Regions from separate parts of the Mus musculus genome. Here region 2 is linked to region 1. A link is a loop called in an ENCODE intact Hi-C map of the cell type or tissue named here. Cell type or tissue: heart. All regions are shown on one strand.

The links. A loop is a pair of places that touch in the nucleus more often than their neighbours do. Peaks named below come from ENCODE experiments on the same cell type or tissue, not always from the same donor. Only the 100,000 strongest peaks of a DNase experiment are listed, where the experiment ranks them.
Region 2: a loop joins it to region 1, with 4 times the contacts of the local background. A loop is called at or near these places in 8 of 42 quality-filtered maps.

What each region holds. Positions count from the first base shown.
Region 1 is chr16:91,354,732-91,362,731 of GRCm38, forward strand. No RefSeq gene overlaps it. Among named protein-coding and RNA genes, the nearest start is that of Ifnar2, 14 kb to the right of the region's middle. In heart, a CTCF peak has its summit at 3,904 (motif pointing right); DNase peaks (open chromatin) are centred at 119, 640, 4,100 and 4,666; H3K27ac peaks cover 566 bases; H3K27me3 peaks cover 667 bases.
Region 2 is chr16:91,480,131-91,488,130 of GRCm38, forward strand. It overlaps Ifnar1 (interferon (alpha and beta) receptor 1), which reads left to right and starts at 5,085. Exons shown (of 11, transcript NM_010508.2): 1 at 5,085-5,286. The coding sequence starts at 5,214. In heart, a CTCF peak has its summit at 4,763; DNase peaks (open chromatin) are centred at 4,441 and 4,881; H3K4me3 peaks cover 2,358 bases; H3K27ac peaks cover 1,980 bases.

The DNA.
Region 1 (8,000 bases):
TCCAGGATGACTTGACTCTTTGAGGAAGGAGAAGTTAAGATATTACATGTGAACCACAAGTCAGGTGCCAGAGGACAAAAATAATAACGTTGCATAAGCCCCGAGATGAGGCTCTGTGCATTAAGTGTTTGCCTGGCAAGTGTGAACCTTGCCTTCAATCCCCAGCTCCACACAGACCAAGAGTGGCGGGTGGCACACTGCTGCAATCCCAGCACTCAGTAGGTGAGTCAGGAGGATCCGAAGTTTAAGGCCAGTTTGGCTACATAGATACCTGCAGGCCATTCCAGGCTACATGGGACATGTCTCAAAATGATGGTGCTGGTGGCAATTATGACAACACCGTGACGATATATTGCATGGAGTGATCAATGTCTGAATTGCAAGCATTTTTATACTCACAGAGAAACGTTGCTCAAGGCTGGACAATGGCTAAATGGCAGCTAATTCCAGATCTCGGGAAGAAACTTTTCGCCATGGTTAGCCTGTTGTGCACATCATCAGAAGTGGTGTGTCAGCTCTGTGGTCTCTCAGAAGCGGAGACGGAATGAGAAGAAAGAAGGGAAGAGAGACTCCCTGGTCACACCACAGCAACCACCACGGGTAAAACAGAGGAGAAAGCAGAACCATCTACAGGGAACACGGAGAGGGCAGCAGCAAGCCCTCTTCAGAGACGGCGAAGCCGGCCCTGACCACAACGGGAAGTCCCTTCTCAGGCCCAGTAACGGTGGTATTCAGTTTGCATGGCCTGCTGAGAAGCCACCCATGTGTCTCTACACCACTGGCCATTTCTCTTCCTTCTTTCCTTCGCCTCCATCTTGCAGTGTCTAACCTGTAGAGGGCTAGGACAACAGAGCATCGATGTAGTTACTGTCGTACGTAAAATAAGGGCTAAGAAGCTGCGGCCACACACTGAGTGGTTCTGGTGTCAGGATCAAAATCTGCCAAGCACCATTCTCAGTGGGGTGCCCTCAGAAGGGGCTTCCACATTTGAGACCACAGATTCACCCTGCTACACATTTCCTTGAAAGCAGACGAGGTGTTTAACTGGATCTGCCACACCGCCTCCAGTAGAATCTGTGCGACAAGTTACACAGACTGAGGCGATTGACCTCAAAAAAGGGAGGCTTCCTGAAACCGGCTGTGGAACTCTTCTCTGGAGAAAAAAATATTGAGCCATAGTTCTCATGGCAATATCTCTGTTTTATTTTCTCTTATTCCTTCTCTTATTTACATGTTCCTGGTAGCCTAGGCTAAGATCTTAAGCGAGAATAGTGGGTAAGAAACCATCCCTAGAGATGGGGTCACTAACATTACCTTATCCCCAGGGAAACCAACACTTTACTTTCAAAATCATTTACAAAGCTATTACAATAGATAAAAACTTTCCCAACAGCCAGGCGTGATGGCACACACCTTCAATCCCAGCACTCAGGAGGCAGAGGCAGGCAGATTTCTGAGTTCGAGGCCAGCCTGGTCTACAAAGTGAGTTCCAGGACAGCCAGGGCTATACAGAGAAACCCTGTCTCGAAAAAGCAAAAACAAAAACAAAAAACCTTTCCCAACAATAAAATTTCATATGGCTACACGTGTGTCATCGGAGGTGGATTTTGGTATATGGTAAAGAAAGCCTTAATTAGAAAGAATTAAAATAGTTGATTTATAAGAAAATCGGGCACTAGATGTTAAATAATAATTGACCATGGGGCTGGAGAGTTAGTTCAGTGGTTAAGAGCACTGACTGTTAAAGATTTATTAACCTGCTCCTGGAAATATGCCACTAGCCTTGGACGACAGTCCCCACTGAATACATCCTTTTAGAATTGTTATATTTTGATGATTTATAATGATGTTACCTGTTCTGTTTGTGATTCACTGAATACATAGTTTCAAAGTTGTAATGCTTGGATAATTTTTGTGCTTTACTGTGCCAAATGATTTTTGTTGGTATCTGTGATTGTCTCACTGGATATAGTTTCTAAGAGATGTAATGTTTGGTTTTTTTAATGTATAAAACCCCCTGCTTGAGAGCTGCAGAATACACAGATTCAAACTGCCTCTGTGTTTGTTTCTGTTTGTCACCACCAAATCCTTACCCACCTAGCTTCAAGGACCCTCATTCCAGGGACCCCCCGTACCCGACTGGGGTGGTCCGTGGATTGAAAACCTCCAGCATCCTTTCAGTCCATTAAGACCTTGCATAGTCAGAGTCATCACTCTGTTTGGATGTAGCACATAGTAGGTGCGCAAGGAAAAGTGTAGTTGAGAAAGGTCTGTGAGCTCTAGCCCCACTGTCACATCCCTCACGTGGCATGACGACCTTCTCAAATTCATGTTCAGTGTGACAGCTGTGGAGTTAATGAGAGCTGCAGATCAGCAGCCGGGACGTGCCAAGGTGCTGCCTGGACAGACAGAGTCCTAGAGGCTGTGGCTGGACAGACTAACTCAAGGACAGACAGAGTCCTGGAGGCTGAGGCTGGACAGACTAACTACTGGACAGACAGTGGGGGTTGAGGCTGGCCAGACTTACTCCTGGACAGACAGCTCTGGAGGCCAAGGCTGGATAAGCTAACCCCTCATTGCTTGAGTCAGATTTCTCTTGTGTATCCAGGAAAGGGCATTCTCTGCCCTTTGTGCCATGTCTGACACAGGCTGAAAGACAGAAAGCGGCTCTGTAGAGGTTGTTGGGACAGCTGAATGACTTGAACATCTGAAATCCAGCTGTGAGCGGTTCCCTTCCATCACTATTAACTTTTTTAAAAAAGATAAATAAAAAAATGAAAGCCAGAAGGGTGTGAGAGGTTAGCCGAGCACTCGCCATGTTTTCCGTTTTCACCATAAGGCTTTGGAAAATAAACGGCTCGGTTGCCGCTGCTCCCACAAACAGCAGGAAGCTGAGGTCGGAGGAAAGCTTAGCCTTTTATGTGAAATGCTCTAGAGTTTGGCTCCCAGTTTTGTCTCTGACCTTGATGATGGACCCTGACCTTCAGGGGCTCAGGGAGAGTTGGTGATGATAAGCCACAGCCAGACAGCATTTTCTGCTTGGAAAACCCGGCGCTTACAGACTATCCCTTGGAGCAACAGACAAGGTGAAAGTCTGTAGTTTTACAAGAAGGTATTAGGAGAGTGGTTATTTGTTTGTTTGAGGGAGGCTGTGGGTACACGAGCTTGGAGGTCAGAGGTCAGCGTCAGGTGGCTTCCCTCAACCCCTCTTCATGCCTCTGAGACAGGGTCTTGTGCTGAATCTAGAACTCAGGCATTTGGTTAGACTGCCCAGCCCGTGAGCTCCAGGGATCTGCCTGCCCTGCATGCCTGCACTGGGACACACATGTGTACAGCTTCCCCAGGGACGCTGGGGCTTTGAACTCTGGTCCTCACACTCCTACAGAGAGTGTTTCACACTGCCCATCTCCCCAGCCCAGACATAATTTCTTTTCAAATATTTTCTGTCTGTGATTTGTTAAATTTGTATCAATTGAGAACCCAGAGGAAGAGGAGAAATCATATTTTAACACCTGATTGAAGATGAATATGTTGTTGAGCCCAGTGGTGAGAGAGAGAGAGAGAGAGAGAGAGAGAGAGAGAGAGAGAGAGAGAGAGAGAGAGAGAGAGAGAGAGAGAGAGAGAGAGAGAGAGAGAGAGAGAGAGAGAGAGAGAGAGAGAGAGAGAGAGAGAGAGAGAGAGAGAGAGAGAGAGAGAGAGAGAGAGAGAGAGAGAGAGAGAGAGAGAGAGAGAGAGAGAGAGAGAGAGAGAGAGAGAGAGAGAGAGAGAGAGAGAGAGAGAGAGAGAGAGAGAGAGAGAGAGTTCTGTAGAGAACATCTAAATGCAGCCCCCTCCCCATTCTCCACAGTTGTCACATGAATTTCATTCGTTTTGAGTCAGTACCATAAATAACCAGCAGAGGGCACTGTTCCCTAATAGAAAAGGAGCTACGAAGACGTCCACAGAATGATTTTCCTAGGGCTGCCTTAACAAAGATCCCCAGGCTGGATGGCTCGCACAATAAAAATACTCTTGTTCACAATCTGGGACTGAAACTCTAGAATTAATGAATGCACAGGGCTGGTTTCTTAACCTAAGGCCTCTCATTGGCTAGTGGCTCAAGTCTTCCCGCAACTTCACAGGGTTTTTCTTCTGTGTCCTGACCCGGAGTGACCGCTCTGTGGTTACAAGTCTTGGTTCAATTCCCAGCATCTACACAGGGGATAAACATTCGTAGCTCTGGTTCTAGAGGACCCAACGCCCTCTTTCAGCCTCCGTGGGGCCCAAGCATGGTCATGGTACGCGTATACGGGCAAAACACACGTGCACATACCATCAAAATAAACAATTTTATTTAAGAGTCAGATTAATTACAGCCCAAACAAATAACCTCAGTTAACTTCTTTCAAGATTATATATCCAAATAAGTCATATTCTAAGAATGTGGCAGATTGCAACATCGGCAGATGAACGGGGTTCGGGGCACAACTCAACACGTAGAAAGAAACTCTTCTGTTCTCAGTGTGACTGACCTTTTAAAAGACATGGACAGGACAGGACAGGCAGCCCTAAGTCCCAATGGTCTGACATCGCAAGAAACCAAACCTGAGAGACGGTACTGCGGATCTTGTTTTAGACTCTCCCTAGGCTATCAATGTATAGTCTAAGTCTCTCTCCACACTACTGGCCCACAGCTCCCAGTGAGCCCGGTGGTCAAGACGGGAGCTGCTGACTACAAGCAAGGCTGGGGTGTCCAATAGGTTAGCCACAACCAACACACTTCCTTTCTGCTTCCTGTATTTTCAATATACAATGAACTTAGCAAAAATACATCTGTGTGTCAAAGCATTTTTGTATTCTGGTTCCTTTTTGTATGGGTGTGTGTGTGTGTGTGTGTGTGTGTGTGTGTGTGTGTGCGCACGCGCACGTGCGCGCGCGCGTGTGTACTGGTATGTGTAGCAACCAGAGGTCAACCTTGTTGGCTTTCTGGGATTTTTGGCAGTTGGCTTCCTGGTTTGTTGATAGAATCTCTCTCTGGCCTGGGGTTCTCTAATTAGCAACACCTGGTTGGGTAACAAGGCCAAGAGATCTGCTCGTCGGCACCCTCACAGAGACAGGGTTACCTCTGCCAAGCCAGCACTAAGGTATCACCCAGACACATTTTTCTAGAATTATATCGCCTACGTGGTTTTGCACCTTGCAATGATTCAATGGTGTACTGGCTTTTTCCTACCAGTATACCGACTTCCATCCCGTGTGCTCAGGGGGATAAGAAGTGAGCTTTGAGCCCCCCTTATGAGACCTTGTGAGATGACCTACCTAAAGCTACAGAAGGCCGGACAGAAACAGGTGGCTGCAACCCTCTGCAGAGGCCAAGCGGTTCTTGAGACACCAAATGGAGGTGTTAAGGCCAAAACAGTTAGTGTTATAACAGGCTTCAAAAGCAGCCTTACAGAATCTCTTCCCAGTGTTGTCATACACACACACACACACACACACACACACACACACACACACACACACACACACACACAGAGGCTGGGCCAGTCCTTGAAGTTGGCTGACCTGCATCTGCACGAGAAATGACTGCTGGAGGACAGTGAAGCTGATTCCAGGAGGGAGAGGAGGAGCCAGGAAAGAGTAGGGGAGCACAGGATTTGTGTGCAGAGCAAATATCCCAGGGCAGAGACTAAATAAAGGCAGAGGTGTTGTGGAGTGAGGGTAAATCAGAATGCAAAGCAGGCGCTTGTGCAAGAGCTGCAGCCCTGAGGGTCTGAGTGGGAAGCAATTCTGAACGCTCTGGGAGCCTGGGGGAGTTTGAGCATCTGCATTAGGAAGCTGGTCTGCTTGGTGTGTGGAAAGTGATAAAAACATAGGGTCTTAAGGTCTCTGTACGTTTGGCATGACCCGCAGGAAAGCAAGCACAAAGCAGACAAACATGGGCCCACAGTCTAAGTGGAATGAAACCTACCCACTGCTGTGGCTTATTAGAAGGTGGACCCTAGCTTGGTCTTCAGGATGATACAAACCCTGTGACAAGCCCTTAGGTCACTGAGACCCTCAACGGCGATGGTGGGATCCCAGTCTCCTCTCCCTCTTGCCATGACAGGTTGCCCTCATCAGTGCTCCAAAGCCACAGGGCTCCAGAATCCTAAACCTGAATAAACCTGTTCTCCTCATAGGCTGCTTGTCACTGGCATTTCACCATAGTGATGGAGCACAAACACCGCATCCCTTCTCTAAGGAAAAGGACACAATGGCACGACAGTAAAAATAATAATAGTAATGATAATAATTAGGAGGCTAGACAGATGGCTCCACAGAGCACTGGCTGCTCTTAAGGGGACCCGGGTTCAGTTCCCAGCACCCACATGGCAGCTCACAGCTACCTTCAGCTATAGTTCCAGGAAATCGAACACTACGCTCTGGCCTCTGAGAGTACCTATACATATGTGCACATACACACAGAGACACATTAATAAAAGTAAAATAAATCATTAAGAAATAAACCAAACTAGGTACAGAGTTTTGCAACAGGGTACAAAACAGCAGCTAGGGTCCTGGAGCTGATGTTCCGCTAGCCTTGGAGTAAGCTGTTTCTTATTACAGCATTGGGGATAGGAATTACCACCACACACCATATCTCACACACATACACACACAAACACTCACATACACACACCACACACACTCACTCACACATACTAACACATATACTCACACACATACACAAACACATACATATACCATCCACACTCACTCATATTAACACATATACACACACACACTCATACTCACACAAACACATACACATACCATACACACTCACTCACACACATACACTTATACACACCATACAAACTCACACTAATGCACACACCACACATGCACGTATACACTGACACCCATACACTGACAAACACTCTCTCACACACACACACACACACCACCACCACCACAACAAACCTAAACATATACCACACACACAGCTATCAGCAGCCCTGGGAGACAGAGCTGTTGACTGATTTCTAAGGTGTATCTCTTAGAGAATGGAGCTATGGTTGGTATTTTATGCCACGCAAAACAATTACTTCGAGTATGCATCAGTTGGAACAAAGTCAGGCTATTAAGCAAAGAAGATGAGATAGATAACATATGCTTTAGATTTAAGCATGGAAGGGGTATCTAAGCATCTTAACGACATTTTGTGGCTTCTGAAACTACACTGCCCCAAAAGGTATCATGGACAAACAGGTTCAAAAGTTAAGCAAAATTTTTAAATTAAGTAATAAATATAAGCTGTCCTACTTATATCTTTTACTTAATTTCCTTCTGTAAATAAAATTGCCAGGTAATTTACAAAGCCACTGAGCAAGTATAGGGCTGAGACGGAAGACTGACAAGGTCAAAGGTGTCAGACCCACAACCCCTCCCTCAGCTTCAGGCCAGCTTGTGTCACTTGCTGTTTGCACTTTGCTGGTTAAAGTCCCTGGAAAGGCTGCACTGCTAATATTCTGCAGGCGATAGTCACACTTTCCTGCCTGTTGGCTGCATTGATGCCCTCCAGACTCAGGAAACAAGAAATGCAAACCAGACACTAAAGGCAGAGGGGTCTTTTCCTTCCTGGGTCCCCTCAGTTTCCCCTTTCTACCCCATCTTACACACATGCATACACACACACACACACACACACACCACTCTACAAATACTCCATAGACATTCTCCCCATGAAAAACATACATACTACACACCACAAAGCACACAGGCACACACTCAGATCTTACATACCACATAGACCATACACATTACACAAATGCAAAGCAAGCCCGTAGTGTCTCACATGATTTTGTTCCCCCTGCCCCTATATCTGAGGCTCACTAAACTGATTTCTGGAGCAGAAGTTTGGAAAACACAGACTTCGGGGGAGACAGAGGAAGCCCACAGGCCTCTGTCAAGGGGATCTTTGGTCTATGCTCTGCCCTTGACCGCTAAGCAGAGCGAATGCTCCTGGGAGTACTGAC
Region 2 (8,000 bases), 130 kb after region 1:
ATGTGGTTGGTGGGATTTGAACTCAGGACCTTAGGAAGAGAAGTCAGTGCTCTTACCTGCTGAGCCATCTCTCCAGCCCAAATGGACAATCTTAAAGCCAAATTAAAAGTCTGTATTGCTAGCCATCAGCTACGTGGGAAACATGCCCACATCATGTAGCCCTGAGCCTCACTATCTGTGCCTTTTAGGCACAAAAAACTCATCCTGGTTGGCACACCTTCATTTAGTCAGAACTGTCAGAGAGAGGCAGAACTACAGAAGCCAAAAAGCAAGCTAGTCCATTTAGGGAATGTCTTACTGTTCTGTTGCTGTGAAGCGACCATGACTATGGCAACTCTTATAAAAGCAAGCATTTAACTGGGGCCTGCTGACAGTTTCAGAGGTTCAGTCCATTACAATGGGAAGCACAGCAGCATGCATAAGTACCATGAGAGTTCTAAGTCCAAATCCAGTCAACAGAGGGAGGGAGGGACACAGACAGAGAAAGACAGAGAGATAGGGTGTGGCTTGGGCTTTTGAAACCCCAAGGCCTATCCCCCCAGTGACACACTTCCTCCAGCAGGGCTACATCTGCTAATCCTTTCAAATAGTGATACTCCCTGTTAATCAAGCATTCAAATACATGAGTGTATGGGGGCCATTCTCACTCAAACCACACAGACTAGGCCTTTGATTGATTAAGTCTTGGTTCCTGTTTTGGGCAGGTGTTAGGGACCACAAGCTGGGTCCTAAGGTCAGAAAGGTGGATCTAGCTTCTGTTGTACTAAGTAAGGTCTCAGGGCCTGTTACAGCAACTCTAGGGAGAATTAGTTTTTAGGAGACAAAGATCCTCTGGTATCATAATGGTTTTTTGTAAGGGTTTTTTGTTTTTTTGTTTTTTTTGTTTTTTTTTTTTTTGACAAACCTCTAGCCAGTCTGACAAAAGGAGAAGAAAAGGATAAAAATCAGAGATAAAAGAGTACCATTACACAGAGTCCAACAAATTACAGAACCTTACTAGAATATACTCTATAAACTTATAAAGTTCTGGAAGACAAAAATAGAATTTCTTTTTTTTTTTTTTTCTTTTTTGGTTTTTTCGAAACAGGGTTTCTCTGTATAGCCCTGGCTGCCCTGGAACTCACTCTGTAGACCAGGCTGGCCTCAAACTCAGAAATCCTCCTGCCTCTGCCTCCCAAGTGCTGGAATTAAAGGTGTGCGCCACCACTGCCCGGCTAGAAGAATTTCTAAATGCATAACATCTACCAAAATTACAGCCAGAAGCTCTCAATAATTTAAACATTTAATCCATCACAAATCATGAGACAATGTCAGAAGCATCCTTGGAACCTCTGGCAGACCCACACCTTTAATCTAATGCAGTCAGATCTCTGTGAGTTTGATTCCAGCCTTGTCTACTCAGCAAGATCCAGGATGGCCAGACAGGGCTGCATAGTGAAACCCTGCCTCCAAAATTAAAAAAATTAAATAAAGATTAAACTCTCATGGGGTGGTTGTGGCACATGCCTTTGATCCCAGGCAGGAGTACAAGGGCATCAAGTCTCAGATCAGCCTGGGCTACACAGAGAAACCCTGTCTCAAGTGGGGGGAGGGGAGGGGGGGAGGGGGGAGGGAAAGAGGGGGAGGGGGAGAGAAGGAAGGAGGGGGGAGGGAAAGAGGGGGAGGGGGGAGAGAAGAGAAGAGAAGAGAAGAGAAGAGAAGAGAAGAGAAGAGAAGAGAAGAGAAGAGAAGTAGAAGTCAGTCAAGTCTTTACTCAAAAGTCCAGGACCAGACTGACACTAGAATTCTATCAAACGTCCAAGAAAAATCTTACAGTAATTCTTCTTAGCTTGTTCCACAAAATACAAAGTGAAATTACACTTTCAAACACATTCCAGGAAGTCACTATTATCCTAATAACAGAACTAGATCATGACACAACAGAGAAAGAAAACTACAGACTGAAAATTGTGTGGATGAATATAGACGCAAAAAATTCTTGACAAAGTACTTGCAAACCACCTTCAGGAGCGTCTCAAGAAGAGCATCCATCATGATCAAGTGGGCTTCATCCCAGAAAGGCAAGCTTTAATCAACATGTGTAAATCAGAAAATGTAATATATCATATAAACAGCCTTGAGGATAGAAACCACACAACCGTCTCAGGTGACGTCAAAGAGGCATTGACAACACTGAACACTCCGTGATAAGAAATCCTGGACCTGTTAGGAACATATGGAGCATACCTGAAAATAATAAGGGATATACAACCTAGAGCCAATATTAGATGGAGACAAAGTGTGAGCATTTATTCTCGAGTCAGGAATGAGACATACAGTGCTTGTTCTTTCCTCTCTTATTTGATATATTGTCTGAAGTCTTAGCTATAGAAATTAAATGAGACCATAAGGGGAATAAAGACAGAATACAAAGAAGTCAGACTACATTTGCACATGACATGATGCTATACTTTAGAAAACCTTACCTAAGAAACCAGAAAACAGCCGGGCATGGTGGTGTGTGCCTTTAATCCCAGCACTCAGGAGGCAGAGGCAGGTGGATTTCTGAGTTTGAGGCCAGCCTAGTCTACAAAGTGAGTTCCAGGACTGCCAGAGCTATACAGAGAAACCCTGTCTTGAAAAACAAAACAACAACAACAACAAAAGAAACCAGAAGACTATAGCTAATAAACAGTAGAGTTGGAGGACACGATCAACATTTTAAGAGACAGTAGTTTTCATATACACCAATATATTCACCAAGAAAGAAATTAGGGAACCTATCCCATTCAAATAGTTTCCCCAATCCCCCAGGGAAGTTCCTAGGAGGACACGTAAAAGAAAAACATCTCTACATTGAAAATTTCAAGGGGCTGGTGAGATGGCTCAGTGGGTAAGAGCACCCGACTGCTCTTCCGAAGGTCCAGAGTTCAAGTCCCAGCAACCACATGGTGGCTCACAACCATCTGTAACGAGATCTGACGCCCTCTTCTGGTGTGTCTGAAGACAGCTACAGTGTACTTACATGTAATAAATAAATAAATCTTTAAAAAAAAAAAAAGAAAATTTCAAGACACTGAAAAAGGAAATCAATGAAGATATTAAACAATGAAAAGGTCTGTCCTGCTCTCAAATTGGCAGAATATGTGAAAACGTCTGTACTACCAAAATTGTCTATAGATTTAATGGATATTTATCAAATTCTATTATTATATTTCCAATGCAATAGAAATAATTTATGGCTTCATATGGAACCACAAACAACTTACTAATAATCAAAGCAGTCCTAACATAAAACATACCTTCAAATTATACGGTAGAGGTATAGAGAGAAAGACAGTCTAATACTGGCATAAAAACAGACAGGAAGGCCAATGGAACAGGTCAGAGGACCTGGAAATAAGCTGGCAAACCGTGTCCCCCCGCCTCTAGAGAAAAGAGGCAAAACCATGGGGATTCAACAAATGGTGCTGGCAAAACTGGACATCCACCTGCAGAAGAATGAGGTTATGGCTTTCACTTTATACAACAGCCAGTGGATCAAAGACTTTAAAACCTGAAGCTTGTAGCCAAAAACACTGGAAATACTGTTCATGACACTGGGGAGGCAAGAACTTTCTGAATGGTAACTAACCCCAAGTCTCAACAGATGGGATTAGTAGATTCATGAAGTTACAGAGCTGAACATCAAGGGAGACTATCTGTGCATCACACAGGCTACAGGATGGGCAAAAAGCCTGTCCAGCTATACCTCAGACAAGGCTCTGATATCTCAAATTCATAAAGAACTTCAGAAAATAAGGAAATGAATCTACCAGGAACAAATGGCCCAATAAATCGAACACAGTTTTCAAACGCTGAAATATGCACCCAGTAACTATCTTTAAAGAACTTAATGTCCTGAGCCACCAGCAAAATGCACACTGACACTGCTTTGCCATTCTACCCCACCCTAGTCAGAATGGCTGACAAGAAATCTGACGAATGATGGTGAGGAAGCAGAGAGGAACTCTTTTTTTTTTTTTTGAGACAGGGTTTGTGTGTGGAGCCTTGGCTGTCCTGGAACTCACTCTCTAGTCCAGGCTGGCCTCGAACTCAGAAACCGCCTGCCTCTGCCTCCCAAGTGCTGGGATTAAAGGCATGTGCCACCACGCCCGGCATAACAAATAAGTTTCTTACTTTTTTTTTTTTTTTTTTCTTTTTTTGGTTTTTCGTGACAGGGTTTCTCTGTATAGGCCTGGCTGTCCTGGAGCTCACTTTGTAGACCAGGCTGGCCTCGAACTCAGAAATCCGCCTGCCTCCGCCTCCCGAGTGCTGGGATTAAAGGCGTGCGCCACCACGCCCGGCCCAACAAATAAGTTTCTTTATAAGATAGTAATCAGACAGAGACGGAGTTAAGGGGGTAGAGAGAGGGCTCAGTGGTTTAAGGGCACGTGCAGAGGACTGGCGTACAAACATGGTAGCTCGGAAGATCAGTAACTTTAATACCAGGGTATCTGCGCTCTACTGGCCTCCATGGGTACCAGGCACGCATATATGTACGGTGCACATATATGCATGCATGCATGCATGCAAAACACTCATACACATAAAACCAGCCTAAAACCACATTATTAGACAAAAGATCCAAACGCTGCATAATTCAAAACCCAAAGATTGAGCGAGTCACAACAGCAAACCATCCCACAAAATCAGGGAATCAAGTATAAAGATCTTGTGCAGTTGAGATAAAAGTGTTGCCGGCGCCTTCCAGGTCCCAGAGTCATTTGATCCACGGCCTCCAGGGATCCCCACACCAGGATTCGAGCCAGTGGACTAGTAACCCCCGGGGCAACGCCTCCGAACCCCCTCCGGACAAAAACAGGAAGCTGAGCCCGGAAGGAGGAGGGGCTGCGCAGGCGCACTGACTGCACCCCGCTTTCCTCTCAGGAGTCTAAGGACAATGCTGGGCAGTCTTTCCGGAAGTGGGGGCGGAGCGTGGCAGGGACCTCAAAGTCCCCAGGCCTTGACTGGACCGCGCCCGGTACTTTCCGAGCCGCTTGCTCGCGGAGAGAGCGTGGCGTCAGCGGAGAAGCTGTGCTGGGTGGAGGGGCGGGGGCGTTCACGGAAGGGGCGGGGCGCTGGAGGGGGCGGGGCGTCGCGGAGGGCCTAGCTGCCCAGAGGTAGTCTCCAGCTCCGCGGTGCTGCTGAGGAGAAGGAGGAGAATGTGAGCCGCCGCCCGGCCTCCCAAGACGATGCTCGCTGTCGTGGGCGCGGCGGCCCTGGTGCTGGTGGCCGGGGCGCCTTGGGTGCTACCCTCAGCTGCAGGTGAGCCGAGGGGCCTGTGCGAGGGCCGGGCACCATGGAGGGAGAGCTGGGCGCGGGTGACCAGAGTCCGCGACGCCCGCCCCCTGCGCCGCTCTTCAGCCTGAGGACGCTACCCGGGCCGAGCCTCAGGGCTGCTGGTGGGCGGGAGACCAGACAGCAGCAGAAATGCGCTCCCAGCCTAGTGCGGTTTGTCCCGGGCTGAGAGGAGTGAGGTGAGAGGCCCCCTAACCGGCCCGAAGTCAAAACCAGGAAACCACTGGGCTAGTTACATCGGGAGAATGCCCACTAAGGGGAGAGACAAGAGTTTTCATAGTGATGTGAGGAACCTAAAAAAGACGACCTAGCCTCACTCCTGGAGGAAAGTTCTGATTCCTCTTAGAAATCTGTATATCTGGGAAGTAAGTGATTGCCCCAAGTCTCACCCCGAAGATGGCCCATTTCTGGCTAGACGTGCATGATGTACATGCAGGCAAAGTGGTCACACATATACAGTAAATCGGAAAAAGACTATTATGAACAGAATACTGTAACTGCTACAAATGCTCTTGGGTCTTTTGTTAATCTCATGAGCACATTTGCTGCTCTTTCTGCACAGAATCAGTAAATCCCAACAGTTGGACTGGAGATCAAGCTAAGAGGATACGGATAACAGGATAGAGTCAGTTTAGGGATGACATCAAAGACTCCGTTGGTGGTACTGGAAGTGTGGCTCAGTGGTAGTGTGCACTTAGCATAGACAGCACTGAGAAACTGACAACTCAGAGTGGGGAGACTTGATGGATAGCTCCTGGTGGCTGAAAAGAAAGAAATTCAGACATCTCAGATGCATCCTCTTACATAGGATGTAACTAGAGGCAGTTCTGTAACCCTCTGGAGTAGAAGCTTGACAGGCGACATGACATGATAGTCTGAGGCAGAAGTTTTCAAAACAGGAGATAACAGTGGAGCCAGACATAGCGTTAAAGGACACTTTTTAAAGTTAAAGCCTCGTTCGGGCTGGAGAGGCGGCTCACAGGTAAGAGCACTTATTGCTCTTGCAGAGGGACCTGGATTGGTTCCCAGCACACAGTTGGTGACTTGCAACCTTCCCTAAATCCTGCTTTGTTCCAGGGGATTGGAATACACTTTTCTGACTTCCTTGGCTATGGGGCACATGTGGTGCACACACAAATGTGCAGGCAGAACACGTATACACATACAGAAAGTCTTTAAAAAACTTGCCTTGATAAGCAGGCATGGTTGCATCAGTGTCACACAAAAAGGACTTTACATCACATTTTAACACAAAGGAGTGACTCTGCTTTGCAGTGAAATTAAAAAATTTATTCTGAAATGTGAGACATACATGTTAAAGGAGTAAGGGGGCCTGTTCTCGGAAGAGTCACAGGTCTATTCTCTACCTACTTGTCCTTGAAGTGTTAGGTTAGTGTCTCAGTTAGGGTTTTACCGCTGTGAACAGACACCATGACCAAGGCAAGTCTTATAAAAGACAACATTTAATTGGAGCTGGCTTACAGGTTGAGAGGTTCAGTCCATTATCATCAAGGGAGGAGCAGGGCAGCATCTAGGCAGACATGGTGCAGGCAGAGCTGAGAGTTCTACGTCTTCATCTGAAGGTGGTTAATGGAAGACTGGCTTCCAGGAAGCTAGGGTGAGGGTCTTAAGCCCACGCCCACAGTTGGAAGACCACACCTCCAAATAATGCCACTCCCTGGGCCAAGCATATTCAAACCATGACTGGTAGATTCAAACGACCAGCAGTGGCACTTGTTTCTGAAGGCTCTGGAGCAGCCTTTTTCCCAAGCCTCCTCGTGCCTGAGGTGCAGATGGGCCTGAGCTCTCACTCCTATTGGAGGAAGAAGCTGTCTAACTATGGTCCTTGCTTGAAGTGTCCTATCGTGATGTAGCTTCTTTGGAAGTGTCTAACCCACACAATTAAGGCTATGAGAGACAAGGCATTATATATTAATAAAGGCTCGATACAGCTAGATAAAGCAATGACAGAGGTCTGTGTACCTCATGTTTCAGCTGTATGCCATTTGCAGTATGGTGATGAAACCTCGCTGTCCTCCCTGGGATGGGGATCTTCCCTTTGTCCAGGATGTCCAGATAACCAGTGAAATCATAGAGATTATTATATTCTAGAAACCCTCTTATTTGTCTAATAATGTCCCTTGTCACCCCAACTCCACTGTAATCACAGTGTGCCATATTTATTTTTATCATCTTATCGGGCCTATCTTGTTAAACGTTGTCATAACTGTGTACATACGTACGTAGGAACGAATCCAGATCGAGCTGGACTCTTTTTTTTTTTTAAGATTTATTTATTTATTATATGTAAGTACACTGTAGCTGTCTTCAGACACTCCAGAAGAGGGAGTCAGATCTTGTTACAGATGGCTGTGAGCCACCATGTGGTTGCTGGGATTTGAACTCTGAACCTTCGGAAGAACAGTCGGTGCTCTTACCCTCTGAGCCATCTCACCAGCCCGGAGCTGGACTCTTTAACTGCAGTCTGAGGCATCCACTGGAGGTCTTGGGCTACAACTCCCACGTCAGAGGGGGCTGCTGTATACTTTCCTATGTTTGAATAAATTCTGCCCTGGGTCTGGAGATGGTTTAGTGACTGTGTAATTACACTTGCAAAAGACCTGGGTTCAATTCCTGACACACACACTTGGTGGTTCACACCCACCTATAAGTGCAGTTGT